Regions from separate parts of the Homo sapiens genome. Here all the other regions are linked to region 3. A link is a contact called in ENCODE Hi-C or POLR2A ChIA-PET data. All regions are on one chromosome and are shown on one strand. Each heading gives the region's core, a stretch centred on a gene start or an enhancer-like site at or near the end of the contact. The rest is flanking DNA. Distances are from core to core; before and after follow the strand shown. Region 1 overlaps IQCB1 (IQ motif containing B1). Region 2 has its middle 43 kb from the start of ILDR1. Region 3 has its middle 26 kb from the start of CSTA.

Region 1 (4,464 bases), core at 1,229-3,728, 510 kb after region 3:
AGGTAAACTTTTTTTTTTTTTTAAAGACCTTCCTAGAGATATCTCTAAATTATTTTCGGCATTTCAGAAACTACATCAAGCAGCATGCTTGATTCAAGCCTATTGGAAGGGTTTTCAGACAAGAAAGAGATTAAAGAAGCTTCCATCTGCTGTGATTGCTTTGCAGAGGAGTTTCAGGTAAAAAAATTTGGTGAGGGGATTGATGATCATAGAATCTTACTAGAGTACAGTTGAATTGAAATTTAGGTGATTTTTTTTTAATTTCCTAGTATGTTTCTTGTTATCTTTTCATTTTTTTTCCATACGTTTCTGGGTACCAACACTCCAGTAACCAGATGCACTTTCAAAGCAAAGGATGTAAGACAGGAATCTGATGTGTCAAATATGCAATCCTATCCACTTAATAAGATATTTGGGGAGGGGCCAAGCCTACAAAGGGAGCCAATGATAGTTATATTATTAAACCCTCTAAACCAACAGTTATCATAATTTCGTGTGTATAATTATAACAATAACATGTATGCGTATAAGAGTTTAAGTCTGTTAACCTGATTTTCCTGAATAAATATGGCATGGATGGATATCTTCATTGAATTATGATATAGTTCGGCATTTATTTCAAGTAGACTGAAAAGGAAATACTGAAGACATAGCCCACTTTCTGCAATGACTTAACCAATCCAGATCCTCCAAGGTCACAGAACAAGAAAAAATAACTTAGCTTCTAGGTAATTTATGGTAAAGAAGATCTGTTTCAGAGGTGACTTTTTCATGCAGCCTAACTTAAAGCCAAGCTTTAGTTTGCTAAAATGAAACTGGCATTTTACAGAAGTTAATTCTTTAAAGAAAACTGAAACTATTCTTTTAATAACTGCAGATGCATTTCTCAGTTATAAAAACATTTAAAAATAGCTCTGGGGTTCAAAATACTATGTAGTCACAGAGTTGAAGACATTGAAATCACTCTAGCTAACTGTGTCTCTTAGTGGGTATCCTATTAATTGATGAACGTTTTCTTCAGGGAAGAATTAAAGATGGATTTTAAATATTATTGGGCATGAATATTGTTGGTAGCAAAGAAAAGAATTAATTTTTAAATATATATCAAATGCCTAGTATATGATATATGTACTAGGCATTTAACAGATTCGAGTTTGTATCTCACTTGAGCAGCTTACTGGTTGAGTGAACTTGGACAATCCCCCACCTCTCTCAGCCTCAAACTTCCAATCTATAAAATGAGAATAATAGTTTATACACTTGTATGATCAAGATAATGTAAAATTTGAGATAATACAAAGTTTTTAGCATATTATCTGGCACTTAAAAAATGATAGAAGGAAAAATGCATATGGCACATTTTCTGTCCTTGAAAATTTACAAATCTAGGTAAACAAATAGATGCATTAAATAGGTAGTACTAATGAGAAGCAAGTATTATCCATCTATTATTACTCAAAGTTTATTGCCTATCTTACAAGCTGTTTTTTTTTTAAAAGCATTTCTGTGGTTAGATAAATTTGGGAAATATTGAGTACTTTTTGAGTCACAGTGTATATTTTTCTACCCAAAGCATCTGAGGTGCTCTTGGTATTGCCTCTGTGGTGAATTCAGATAGAGTAGGTATTACTTATGGATTCCACCTGCTATCATCCTTAGTTACCTGTCATCTTAAATTTAAGGGTACCCTTATACATGGATTCAGAGCATTAATGTTTAGTCCCACAAGAGTTCCCAAATTTGCTCATATACTCTCTCTTTCAATATTAAAATCTCTATTTAAAAGTAGCCCAGGATTACAGATTTTTTTCTACTTAGAAGTGTATCTATGGAATCTAATATTCCATTATTTTAAAATAGAAATTCCATTGCTTTCTTTATGTAACCAGAAGAGTTATAAATACTTCCATTAAAAAGATAAGCTGTGAAGCAAAAATTATTTAAGTCTCACATTTTGTGTTTGTTGCCTTTCCAGTATTTTTGCATTTGAGGTTCCAGAATATACTGAAATGCGGTTCTAACCTGTTGGATTCTATTTAATTTTTTAATTTTCAGTTTTCTCCAGTTCAGCACCTTCGCTCTTCTATTAGTTGTAACAGTTCATGCAAATGTCTCTTGCTTCCTTTGTAGCTTGGTTTTTTTTCAAAGGTTATTTCTGTCTTTTTGTGCTCAGGACTTATCTCAGTAATTTCCCCTTCCCATGGTTTTGGGAGAGAGACTGCCCACTGGTCACACTTATGGGTCCAGGTTGATTAGTGTTCTTTAGATTCAGCAAGAGGCATTCTTTTATAGTCACGCCCTTGCTAATGCACTTTCATAGTGGTTTCTTTTTTATTTAGTCATTTCTCGTATTCAGAAACTTTGTCTCTTAAGTACTCTTATTCAGCAAGGTTTTCTGAAGCGGCTAACAGCTGCTCTAGTTATCTTAGAGAAACCTCACAATTTACCTACCTCTATCATAGTGCTGATTTTTAAGTGTTTTAATTACATTTGTTGATTTCATCTTGAAACTGAGCTTCTTAAATGCAGATAGCATCTTTTTTCTCTCTCTCCCTCTGAGGCACAGTGTCTTGGCAGCAGAAAATTTGGTCAACTCCCACTTTAATGGTAAAAATTCAGATTGATTAAATGTAAATCATGGAATTTACTTATTTCAGAATATGACATCTGATCAGTCATTTCATCTTCAGAAGTGTAGTACAGATGCCAGGTGGTCCAGTGCCTACTAATTCTTACAAAGAAACCAGTTGGAAGAATAATTGTTTGATTTTTGAGTGATTAGAGAAACTCTGAACAAAATAACTCGATGTTATTTAATAATAAATGGGGGAATTACATTCAAAATCACTTCAGTTCCTAATAAATGTTTTCAGATATGAAAGTAAAACATATGAATCCAATAAGCACACCTGTTTACAATTTAGTCCCTATTTAAATCACCAAATCTCACTTTTTTTTTTTTTTTTTTTTTTGAGACGGAGTCTTGCTCTGTGGCCCAGGCGGGAGTGCAGTGGCGCAATCTCGGCTCACTGCAAGCTCCGCCTCCCGGGTTCACACCATTCTCCTGCCTCAGCCTCCCGAGTAGCTGGGACTACAGGCGCCCGCCATCACGCCCGGCTAATTTTTTTGTTATTTTTTAGTAGAGACGGGGTTTCACCGTGTTAGCCAGGATGGTCTCGATCTCCTGACCTCGTGATCCACCCGCCTCGGCCTCCCAAAGTGCTGGGATTACAAGCGTGAGCCACCGCGCCCGGCCCAAATCTCACTTTTGTCCTGTCTTTCTGGTTTGTACTTTACTTCCACCTTCATGCTCCATAGTCTTTTCATTTTTGCCATATTTGATAGCCTACATGCCTAAATTGTTTCCCAAACCCAGTTTTCTGACAGATTAAATATTCTAGCAGATGCAATTTTAATGATTACTATGTTTTTCATACTAATAGTGTAAAATGGTATTTAAAATATTGATAATGCAGTATTAGACATTATAATCTATAGCCAATTAGAAGTTAGAAACAGAGGTAGTTTTTTGTCGTTGTTGTTGTTTTGAGGCGGAGTCTCACTCTGTCACTCAGGCTAGAGTGCAGTGGCACGATCTTGGCTCACTGCAACCTCCACCTCCCAGGTTCAAGCTCCTGCCTCAGCCTCCCAAGTAGCTGGGACTACAAGTGCACACCATCACACCCAGCTAATTTTTGTATTTTTAGTAGAAATGGGGTTTCGCTATGTTGGCCAGGCTGGTCTCAAACTCCTGACCTCAGGTGATCCACCCACCTTGGCCTCCCAAAGTGCTGGGATTACAGGCGTGAACCACCGCGCCCGGCCACAGAGGTAGTTTTTTAAAAATCAGTTTAAAAGGAGGCTCTGTTTAGGGCCTGCTCTCTTTTACCCTCTATGAATGGGTAAGAGATAAAACATTATTATCTGCATGCTGTATAACCCAGAAGTTTTGAGGTGATGGAGTTCTGTAGAACAGGCAAGTTGCTATCAGCTATTCTTTGGGAAGGGAGAGGCCCTTACCTACTTCATTTCCAGCTTTCACAAAGAGCAAGAGACACTTAGAACTATTCAACTAGCCCTAGATCTTCTCTGGAATCTTTTGACACACATACACTTTTGAGGTCTTCTCTACCCTTGATAATAGGGATAAGAAAGAAGTTTCAAAACAAATAAATTCTCTACTCTGCCCTAAGTAGAAAGCTAGAGAAAATTTAAGTTGTAATTGATGGAAGAATTTATGAGAAACAACCACAGGCACACAAAATTTTATCAAAATCAAAATAAACTATTTTGAGTTGAAAATTCAGTTGAAAAATCATAATAATCCTAACTATACTATAATGAAGTCTGACTATTAAGAGTACAAAGCTATAGCCAAGGTACCACATTTGTTTACAGTTTAATTCTAAGAATACAGTTTAAAAAAAAGATCTAAGAGAAAATGTTCTTGAGGGAGACACATGT
Region 2 (4,833 bases), core at 1,035-3,534, 320 kb after region 3:
ACAGTGAGATACCACTTCATAGCCACCAGAATGGTGAGTTAGTCGGCTAGGGTTGCCATAACAAAATATCACAGACTGGGTGGCTTAACAGAAATTTACTTCTCACAGTTCTGGAGACTGGAAGTCCAAGATTAAGGTGCCTGCAGATTTGGTTTCTCCTGAGGCCTCTTTTCCTTGGCTTGCAGATGGTAGCCTTCTCACTTTCTCTCTCATATGTCCTGATCTTTTCTTTCTAGGACACCAGTCAGATTGGAGTAGGACATACCCTAAATATCCTCATTTTAACTTAATGCCCTCCTTAAAAGACTTATTTCCAAATATAGTTACATTCTGAGGTACTGAGGGGTTAGTGCTTCAACATATGAATTTGGGGGACAGGGACACAATTCACTCCATGATGTGGTAGGCATATCCATGGACTTCCGTAATAAAAGGGAATAAATTACTGACTTGCTGCAACACGGATGAGTTCAAAAACATTATACTAAAGAAAAGAAGCCAGATACAAAAACCACATATGAGGTGATTCTATTTGTACGAAATGTCCAGAAAAGGCAAATCTACAGAGACAGAAAGTAAATTAGTGGTTGCCCAGCACTGGAGTGGGAATAGAGATGGTAAGTGAACATGAGGGTTATTTTCAGAGTGATAGAAATGTTCTAAAATTGGTTGTTATTATGATCAAACAACCTTGTAAATTTACTAAAAATTGTTAACTTGTACAATCATAAGAAGTGAATTTTCTGATTTGTATATTACACCTCAATGAAAATTTTAAGCATAGTAAATGAACATCATTCCAAGTATTTTTTTCTCTGCTTATACAGAATGAGAGCAATAGATAACCTTTTAAAATGTGTTCATATGAATGCTACTAATTTTAGTCAAAAAAAAACCAAAAAACTTTTGCTGGCTGTAGTGGCTCACACCTGTAATCCCAGCACTTTGGGGGCCAGAGGTCGGGGGATTACTTGAGCTCAGGAATTACAGACTAGCCTCAGCAACATAGCAAGACCTCGTATCTACTAACAATAAAAATTTTTAAAAATTAGCCAATCACGGTGGCATGTGCTTGTACTCCCAGCTACTTGGGAGGCTGAGGTGGGAGGATCGCTTGAGCCTAGGAGGTCAAGGCTGCAGTGAGCTATGACCGTGTCACTGCACTCCAGCCTGGGCAACAGATTGAGACCTTGTCTAAGAAAAATAAAAAATAAAACCTGTTTTGCTGGATTTTAACAGAAGAAAAGTAAATTGAAGGGAAACTAGAGGAATTGTTAAACTTTAAATCTTTCATTTCAAGAGATTTTATTTCTTAAGGAACCCTCCTAGATTATGAAAGAAGACAAAGGAAAACATGATGAAGTTAGAATCATTGTACTTTAAACCCTCAGGTTTCAAATGGACTTCCTGGTATTGAAAATGAAAATACTGGCACTCTCACACTTCCTCTAATATTACACCTCTGCATCTCTCAACTTAGTTTTGTTGTTACAGTAAACAAAACTAGTTATGTTTATTTTAGAAAACCCAAAAAAGATAATTTTTATTCAAAGTTATTTTCCAACTTCCACAGAAGGGGAACAAAGAATTCTGATGGTCATCTTAAAAATCAAAGCTATTCTGATCTTTTAGGATTCTGCAGAAAAAAAAGCTGCACTTTTTTGTGGGAGTTTTTATAGAGGACAGTGTTCATAGAGTTCACTTGAAGTTCAGATACATACATACATGAACTAGCCAAGCCTTCAGATTTATTTTAATCATCTCAAACATATTTCACAATTTTTGACAAATATAAAGGCTTACATTTCAGATGAGTCAGACAGTTTAACAGCACCAGAGCCTTAATTTCTTTAGCTTGAATGAAAGGAAAGTAGGCAGAGAAATATAGTAGTAGGTAAAGATAGAGCATTGTCAAGTTTTATATTACTGGAAACCTCATCTGAACCTGAGGTTAGTAAATATAATCTGTATAAGTCTGTTTTCATGCTGCTGATAAAGATATACCTGAGACTGGGCAATTTACAAAAGAAAGAGGTTTAATTGGACTTACAGTTCCACATGGCTGGGGAAGCCTCACAATCATGGCAGAAAGCAAGGAGGAGCAGGTCACATCTTATGTGGATGGCAGCAGGCAAAGAGAGCAGTGCAGGGGAACACCCATTTTAAAACCATCACATTTCGTGCAACTCATTCACTATCATGAGAACAGCACAGGAAAGACCTGCCCCCATGATTCAATCACCTCCCACCTGGTCCTTCTCAAAACATGTGGGAATTCAAGACAGAGATTTGGGCGGGGCCACAGCCAAACTGTATCATTCTGCCCCTGGCCCTTCTGAAATCTCATGTCCTCACATTTCAAAATCAGTCATGCCTTCCCATCAGTCCCCCAAAATCTCAGCTCATTTCAGCATTAACCCAGAAGTCCAAGTTTAAAGTCCCATCTAGACAAGGCAGGTCCCTTCACCTATGAGCCTGTAAAATCAAAAGCAAGTTAGTTACTTCCTAGATACAATGGAGATACAGGCATTAGGTAAATACAGCCATTCCAAATGGGAGAAATTGGCTAAAACAAAGGAGTACAGGCCCCATGCAAGTCTGAAATCCAGCCGAGCAGTCAAATCTTAAAGTTCTAAAATGATCTCCTTTAACTCCACGTCTTGCATCCAGGTCACACTGATGCAAGAGATGGGTTCCCATGGTCTTGGGCAGCTCCACCCCTGTGGCTTTGCAGGATACAGCCCCCCTCCTAGCTGATTTCATGGGCTGGCATTGAGTGCCTGTGGCTTTTCCAGGTGCATGGTGCAAGCTGTCAGTGGATCTACCATTCTGGGGTCTAGAGGACAGTGGCCCTCTTCTCACAGCTCCACTAGGCAGTGCCTCAGTAGGGACTCTTTGTGGGGGCTCCAACCCCACATTTCCCTTTTGCACTGCCCTAGCAGAGGTTCTGCATGAGGGCCTTGCCCCTGCAGCAAACTTTTGCCTGGGCATCCAGACATTTCCATACATCTTCTGAAACCTAGGCAGAGGTTCCCAAACCTCAATTCTTGACTTCTGTGCACCCACATGCCCAATACCACATGGAAGCTGTCAAGGCTTGGGCTTGCACCCTCTGAAGCCATGGCCTGAGCTCTAAGTTGGCCCCTTTCAACCACAGCTGGAGCAGCTGGGACACAGGCCACCAAGTCCTTAGACTGCACACAGCATGGGGACCCTGGGCCCCGGCCCACAAAACCACTTTTTCCTCCTGGGCCTCCATGTCTGTGATGGGAGGGGCTGCCATGAAGGTCTCTGACATGGCCAGGAGAGATTTTCCCCATAGTCTTGGGGATTAACATTAGGCTCCTTGCTACTTATGCAAATTTCTGCAACCGGCTTGAATTTCTCCCCAGAAATTGGTTTTTTAAAAATTTTCTATTGCATAGTCAGGCTGCGAATTTTCCAAACTTTTATGCTCTGCTTCCCTTATAAAACTGAATGCCTTTAACAGCACCCAAGTCACCTCTTGAATTCTTTGCTGCTTAGAAATTTCTTCTTCCAGATACCCTAAATCATCTCTCTCAAGTTGAAAGTTCCACAAATCTTTAGGGCAGTGGCAAAATGCCGCCAGTCTCTGTGCTAAAACATAACAAGAGTCACCTTTGCTCCAGTTCCCAACAAATTCCTTATCTCTATCTAGACCACCTCAGCCTGGACCTTATTGTTCATATCATTATAGGTATTTTTCTTAAAGCCATTCAACAAGTCTCTAGGAAGCTCCAAATTTTCCCACATTTTCCTGTCTTCTTCTGAGCTCTCCAAACTGTTCCAACCTCTGCCTGTTACCCAGTTCAAAAGTTACTTCCACACTTTTGGATATCTTTTCAGCAACTCTACTGGTACCAATTTACTGTATTAGTCCGTTTTCATGCTGCCGATAAATACATACCCAAGACTGGGCAATTTACAAAAGAAAGAGGTTTAATTGGACTTACGGTTCCACATGGCTGGGGCAGCCTCACAATCATGGCAGAAAGCAAGGAGGAGCAGGTCACATCTTATGTAAATGGCAGCAGGCAAAGAGAGAGCTGTGCAGGGGAACGCCCCTTTTTAAAACCATCAGATCTCATGAGACTCATTCACTATCATGAGAACAGCACAGGAAAGACCTGCCCCCATGATTCGATCACCTCCAATTGGGTCCCTGCCACAACAGGTGGGAATTCAAGATGGGAGATCTGGGCAGGGACAAAGCCAAACCATATCACAACCTTTCTTTAGACAGCCAGGTCATAAATATACTGTAACCCCTAGATCCTATTATCAGAAAAAAAAAAGTGTGACTATCATCTTATGGCTTTTGCAAAAGGTTCTCTAGAAGGCAATGTTCCTAGAGTCTGTTCATGTTTATAAAAGCTGTTGGTGGACCTAAAACTTCAACTACATCTCAGTATAAGTTTCTATTTAGAATATTATCATTTGGTATTACATGTTGCTGTGGAAAAAACTGAGGACAGTCTATTTTTTTCTTCTTCTCTTCTGTAGATCAATGGTTCTTAAAAGTATGACATGTTGCTGTGGAAAAAAACTGAGGACAGTCTTATGTTTTTTTTTCTTCTTCTTCTTCTGTAGATCAATGGTTCTTAAAAATATGACCCCTGGATTAGCAACATCAATATCACCTAAGAATTTGTTAAAATGCAAATTCTCAGGCCCATTTTATGGCTACAGAATTAGAAATTCTGAGTATAAAGTTGAGTAGCCTGTTTTAACAATACATCCAGGTACTTCTCATGCACACTAAAGTGTGATAACTAATTAAATATTTACCTTTTCTGCCTGAGTGCTTGAAGA
Region 3 (5,016 bases), core at 729-3,228:
ACTTGAGCAAACAACCAGGTCTTTCTTTGTTTCTGACTCTTTGTCTACATAGGCAGGGGTAAAGGCAATGACCTGTCTTTGTGAATAGTTGGCTGCTGTGTATGTTACTTGGTCATTTGATGTTAGCAACCTGTTGGTCTTAGCCAGAGAAGCAAAGGCAGCCAAGAGAGGCCTATAAAAGGGGCCAGATAAATGAGAGACACTTTCATCTTTCAGACCCAGAAAAAGGAAGTGGGTATGAGTGAAAAAACAGACCCTGGCCATTCCTCACTTAAGTCTCTTAAGAGAAAGTTTTCTTGACAGAGTGATGGGGAGGAGAAAATGTGAGCCTTAAATTGGATTAGAAACTCAAGTTTTGGCTGGGCATGGTGGCTCACACCTTGTAATCCTAGCACATTGGGAGGCCAAGGCAGGCGGGGGGCAGGGAGGATTGCTTGAGTCCAGGAGTTTGAGATGAGCCTAGGAAACATGGCAAAAACTTGTCTCTACTAAAAAAAAAAAAAATTAGTGGGGAGCAGGGTGTGGTGGCACACCCCTGTAATCCCAGCTACTTGGGAGGCTGAATTGCTTGAACCCAGGAGTCAGAGGTTGCAGTGAGCCAAGATCATGCAACTGCACTGCAGCCTGGGTGACAGAGCGTGACTCAGTCTCAAAAGCTCAAGTTTTACACTAGACAAGACTTCTTTTTAATAAGTGAAAATGACTGGAAAGATGTAGGTTCTACCCAAAATTCTGGTAAGGGATGGGAAAAAAGATTTGGCAAAGCCTGGTCAAAGGCAGTAACTGGAGGAAAGTAAAACTATTTGAGTTTGTAGCCCACAATGTTCAATAAACTGGATATATTTGGTAACCATAATGGAAGACGTCAAATTTTTGTGCATTAATATAAGAAATAAAGATTCTGGAATGAAGACTTAGGTAGGATTTTTATTTATTTATTTATTTTTGAGAAGGAGTCTCACTCTGTCGCCCAGGCTAGAGTGCAGTGGTGCGACCTTGGCTCACTGCAACCTCCGCCTCCGAGGTTCAAGCAATTTTCCTGCCTCAGCCTCCTGAGTAGCTGGGATTACGAACACCTGCTACCATGTCCGGCTAATTTTTTTGATTTTTTTTTAGTAGAGACGGGGGTTCACCATTTTGGCCAGGTTGGTCTCAAACTCTTGACCTCAGGCGATCCGCCCAACTCGGCCTTCCAAAGTGTTGGGATTACAGGCGTGAGCCACTGCACCCGGCCTAGGTGGGATTTCTTTAAGCTAGATGTTGACAATCTCTCCTACCCTCTCATCTCAGGCTTTTACTGCAATTCAGTTATGCTCCACCAGGTGGTAGCAGATATCTTGGCTCTGTCATCCACAATATGATCAAATTATAATTTTCTGTATGAATTCCATTGTAGATTTAAACTATATATTTTCAAATAAAAATTAAAAACTAACCATTTTAATAAAAACTTTTAATCATTAAGTATTATTTTAGTACTTAATATCTAATATATTTATATTACTTATTTTAATAATATCTAATATATTTATATTAAGAATTATTTTAATATAAATAGAAATCAGTATTGACTAGTCATATTTTCTCAAGTCAAAAAGGCAAACTATATAAAAGTATTTTTCATTCTATCTCTAGCTAATCCTGTTCTTGTCTCTGGGCTTACTAGAATGATACTGTTTAATTTTTTTCTCTGGTGTTCTCTTGTATGTCCGTAGAAAATGACTGGCGCAGCTCTGGGACTTTAGTCAGACTTAGAAACACAAATTTCTTGCAGCCTCCTTCTGCTACTGGTTGTAGGATGTTGGTGTTTAGGGAATAATTTTTGTGCCTGCCTTCTTTTACTTGGCAATAATTTTCTATTTATCATATTCAGAGTTTCACTTTTATCCCTTCTGTTGGCAAAATCAAGAAATGAAAATCTCTGACCTGCTCAGACTAAAAATCCCCATTCCACCAAGTGAGGCTTTCTTCAATGAGAGGGCAGTAATTTCCCACTGATTCATAGAAGAACATCACTTTTTTTCCCATGAGCTTTTTGACTGGAAACTTATCTAAACTATTTTACATAAGGTGGTAGTTATCTTGCCACAAATCTGAGTTGCTACAAAATAGCTTTAAACAGTTCTATACAAAGGGAGCATCTTGAATCCAAAATGTAAAGTTTCTGAGCAAAAGTTTAACAAACATTTGTAAAGAGTTTTTAAAAACAAATCCCCCAACTTTTTGTTACCAAATTTCTAAACATTCAGAAACAGTGTAGCAAACACCTCTATATCACCACTCAGATTACATAATTATGAGCATCTTGCCATATATTTTAACATATATCTGTGTCTATTTTTTTGTATAAAACATTTAAAATTGAGTTGCAGATATTGTGACCAGTTACCTCAAAACTGTTTGGCATTCATCCCCTAAATATAACGACATTTTGTTACATAACCACATTATCACCCCTAGGAAAACTAACAATACTTCCTCAATTTTATCTAAAAATCAGTTCAAATTCACATTTCCCAAATTTTTCTTTAATTCAAATGTTATAATTATATTTGGTTGCTATATCTCTTTAGACTTGTGTATTAGAAATGCCATATATGTGTGCCATGTATGTGTGTGTGTATCTATCTATCTATCTATCTATCTATCTATCTATCTATCTATCTATCTACCTACCTACCTAGATACTGACCTTTTGATGAGACCAGAACAGTTGTCCTATAGAAAGAATTTCAGTATGTTGGATTTGTCTGATTTTTCTCTGTAGTGTCATTTAATCCTAACATCATATTGTCAAATGAATTTTATGACAACCAATTCCTATTACCATGTGAAAGTTTTCAGAAGTTGCAGTGGTTTGAACACACAAAATCTTTGTGGTCTGAGAAAGACCTGATTCTTTCACGGTTCAGGAAGACTCGCAACCATAGAATGTCAGAGCAGAACCACCCCTGCCTCCCCCAGTGGACACATTAGAAAACTGAGGCCTAGAAAGGGCAAGTGTGAAGGTGTCTGTTCTATTGCTGTTGTAACAGATGACTGCAAATTAGTGGCTTAAAACAACACAAATTTGTTACCTTATAGTTCTGGAGGTTGGAAGTCCAAAATGGATCTCACTGAGTTAAAGGTACTGGCATTTCTTTCTGGAAAGTTTAAGGGAAAATCTGCTCCTTGCTGTTTCTAGCTTTCAGAGGCCACCTGTGTTCCTTGGCTTCTCGTCACTTCTACCATCTTAAAATCTCTCTCTGACTCTGACCCTGACTCTCCTGCCTCCCTCTTCCACTTATAAGGACCCTTGTGATCCAGCCCACCTGGATACTTTTCCTATCTCAAGGTCATCTGATTAGTGATCATAATTCCATATGCAACCTAATTCCCCTTTGCCACAGAACATAGTTACAGGTTCCAGGGATTAGGACATAGACATATTTGGAGGCCATTATTCTGCCTACCACAGTAAGTGACCTGACAAAAATTATACTGCGAGTTACTCGCAAGAATCCTTTAGTACACTGCCATCTGAAATGTTTGTTTGTTTTGCACTGGAATTTGGTAAAAGGTGATACTATATTGAACCCTGTTCAAGAGAGTTTAATAAAAGAGGCATTAAAGGGATTTTTTTTTTATTATAGAATGGCATTTTTTTTTGAGACGGAGCCTTGCTCTGGACGGAGTCTTGCTCTGTCGCCCAGGCTGGAGTGCAGTGGTGCTATCTCCGCTCACTGCAAGCTCCGCCTCCCGAGTTCACGCCATTCTCCTGCCTCAGCCTCCGGAGTAGCTGGGACTGCAGGCGCCCGCCACCACGCCCGGCTACTTTTTTGTATTTTTTTAAAGTAGAGACGGGGTTTCACTGTGTTAGCCAGGATGGTCTCGATCTCCTAACCTCGTGATCCCCCCACGTCGGCCTCCCAAACTGCTGGGATTTAGAATGAGATTGTTATAACCAGGTGGATGCAGTTTGGTTCTGGAGGATAGTGCTAATTTGTGTATCTGATACATCTGAAGTCAGATCGTTTTACCCGCTAGTTTTGTTAAGGAAGCTGAGTGTTTTCTTTGACTATAATTAGAGAATCCAAATCACTTGAATCTTACTATTAACTTCAACTTGACATCCTAAATTCTATTTGCCTTCTTTTATCAAGCACAGTGAAAGAATCCAAAAATGTAGGAGAGGCATACACACCTTTTGTGGGTTATCTGCTCAAATCAAATCCAAGAGGATCATCCATCAATGTCCAAACTCACACGATGTCAAGACTTACTGCTTTACTAAAAGGTGAGTCTCTGCCGTGGTCTTAGATCCTTTCAAAGTCCACAAGGCTCTGTGGGGTTGACTCTTGTTAGGATAATTTCTATAACTGCCAATGTTGCAAAGAAATTTTTGTTTCTGGCTCGAATAAATATTTTCTCCAGATCAAAATTTTTGTTTCTGGCTTAAATAAATATTTTCTCCAGATCACACTCATTGATGTCTCATGAAATGCAATAGAATATGTCTCATTGATGTTGGTGGGGTTTTTCTGAAGTGGCAAATGAAAATCATTGAATATTGTTGATCAAGTAGGAAAATCCAGTTTATTGGGAAGGGTGAATTATGAGGTTATAGTTAACAGAAGTGAAATGTTTTAAGTTAGTGGTTTTAGATCACATATTGGGGGGAGTCAGACAAGATAGGAAGGAAGAAACTACAGAATCTTGCCTATATAACAGAACAGGGAGTTGAGCCAAGAAAATAGCTAGAGTCAAAACCAAATGTGTCGAGGGATTCAGTTGAACTTTGAAATCTCTACTCTTGGGTGTCCTGATTATGTGGCTGACTCCTTAAGGGTATTATAATGAAAAAAGCCACAGCTCCCACCTTAGGGGAATGTCTGGAAGGAGTCTGGGAGGGGGCTTGGGACCAAGGAAGTGATGTTGAGGGCATGATTTTGAATTTGAAATAATGGTTGTTAAAAAAAAGATTACCCAAGCACTAGGCAAGATGGTCAGGCAGATTTTACTGGAGGGGGCCATGGC

The links. Hi-C counts contacts between places; a loop is a spot of excess contacts on that map. ChIA-PET counts read pairs that join two places held with the same protein, here RNA polymerase II (POLR2A). Pooled maps may share reads with other maps.
Region 1: a pooled map shows a loop between it and region 3 (2.6-fold over the local background). The contact joins two enhancer-like sites. A Hi-C loop is called at or near these places in 2 of 50 pooled maps. POLR2A ChIA-PET finds 5 or more read pairs at or near these places in 2 of 52 experiments (T-cell and activated T-cell).
Region 2: a pooled map shows a loop between it and region 3 (14-fold over the local background). The contact joins two enhancer-like sites. A Hi-C loop is called at or near these places in 1 of 168 maps with a recorded cell type or tissue (CD14-positive monocyte), 14 of 37 single-sample maps with no recorded cell type and 10 of 50 pooled maps. POLR2A ChIA-PET finds 5 or more read pairs at or near these places in 2 of 52 experiments (OCI-LY7 and activated T-cell).

What each region holds. Positions count from the first base shown.
Region 1 is chr3:121,791,170-121,795,633 of GRCh38, reverse strand. It overlaps IQCB1 (IQ motif containing B1), which reads left to right. Exons shown (of 15, transcript NM_001023570.4): 10 at 68-177. Among named protein-coding and RNA genes, the nearest start is that of IQCB1, 42 kb to the left of the region's middle. RefSeq lists an enhancer at 628-677. Within about 2 kb of position 2,478, at least 3 of the 41 ENCODE cell types and tissues checked have a DNase peak (open chromatin) inside an H3K27ac peak, as active enhancers do.
Region 2 is chr3:121,976,887-121,981,719 of GRCh38, reverse strand. No RefSeq gene overlaps it. Among named protein-coding and RNA genes, the nearest start is that of ILDR1, 43 kb to the left of the region's middle. Within about 2 kb of position 2,284, at least 3 of the 41 ENCODE cell types and tissues checked have a DNase peak (open chromatin) inside an H3K27ac peak, as active enhancers do.
Region 3 is chr3:122,296,358-122,301,373 of GRCh38, reverse strand. No RefSeq gene overlaps it. Among named protein-coding and RNA genes, the nearest start is that of CSTA, 26 kb to the left of the region's middle. Within about 2 kb of position 1,978, at least 2 of the 41 ENCODE cell types and tissues checked have a DNase peak (open chromatin) inside an H3K27ac peak, as active enhancers do.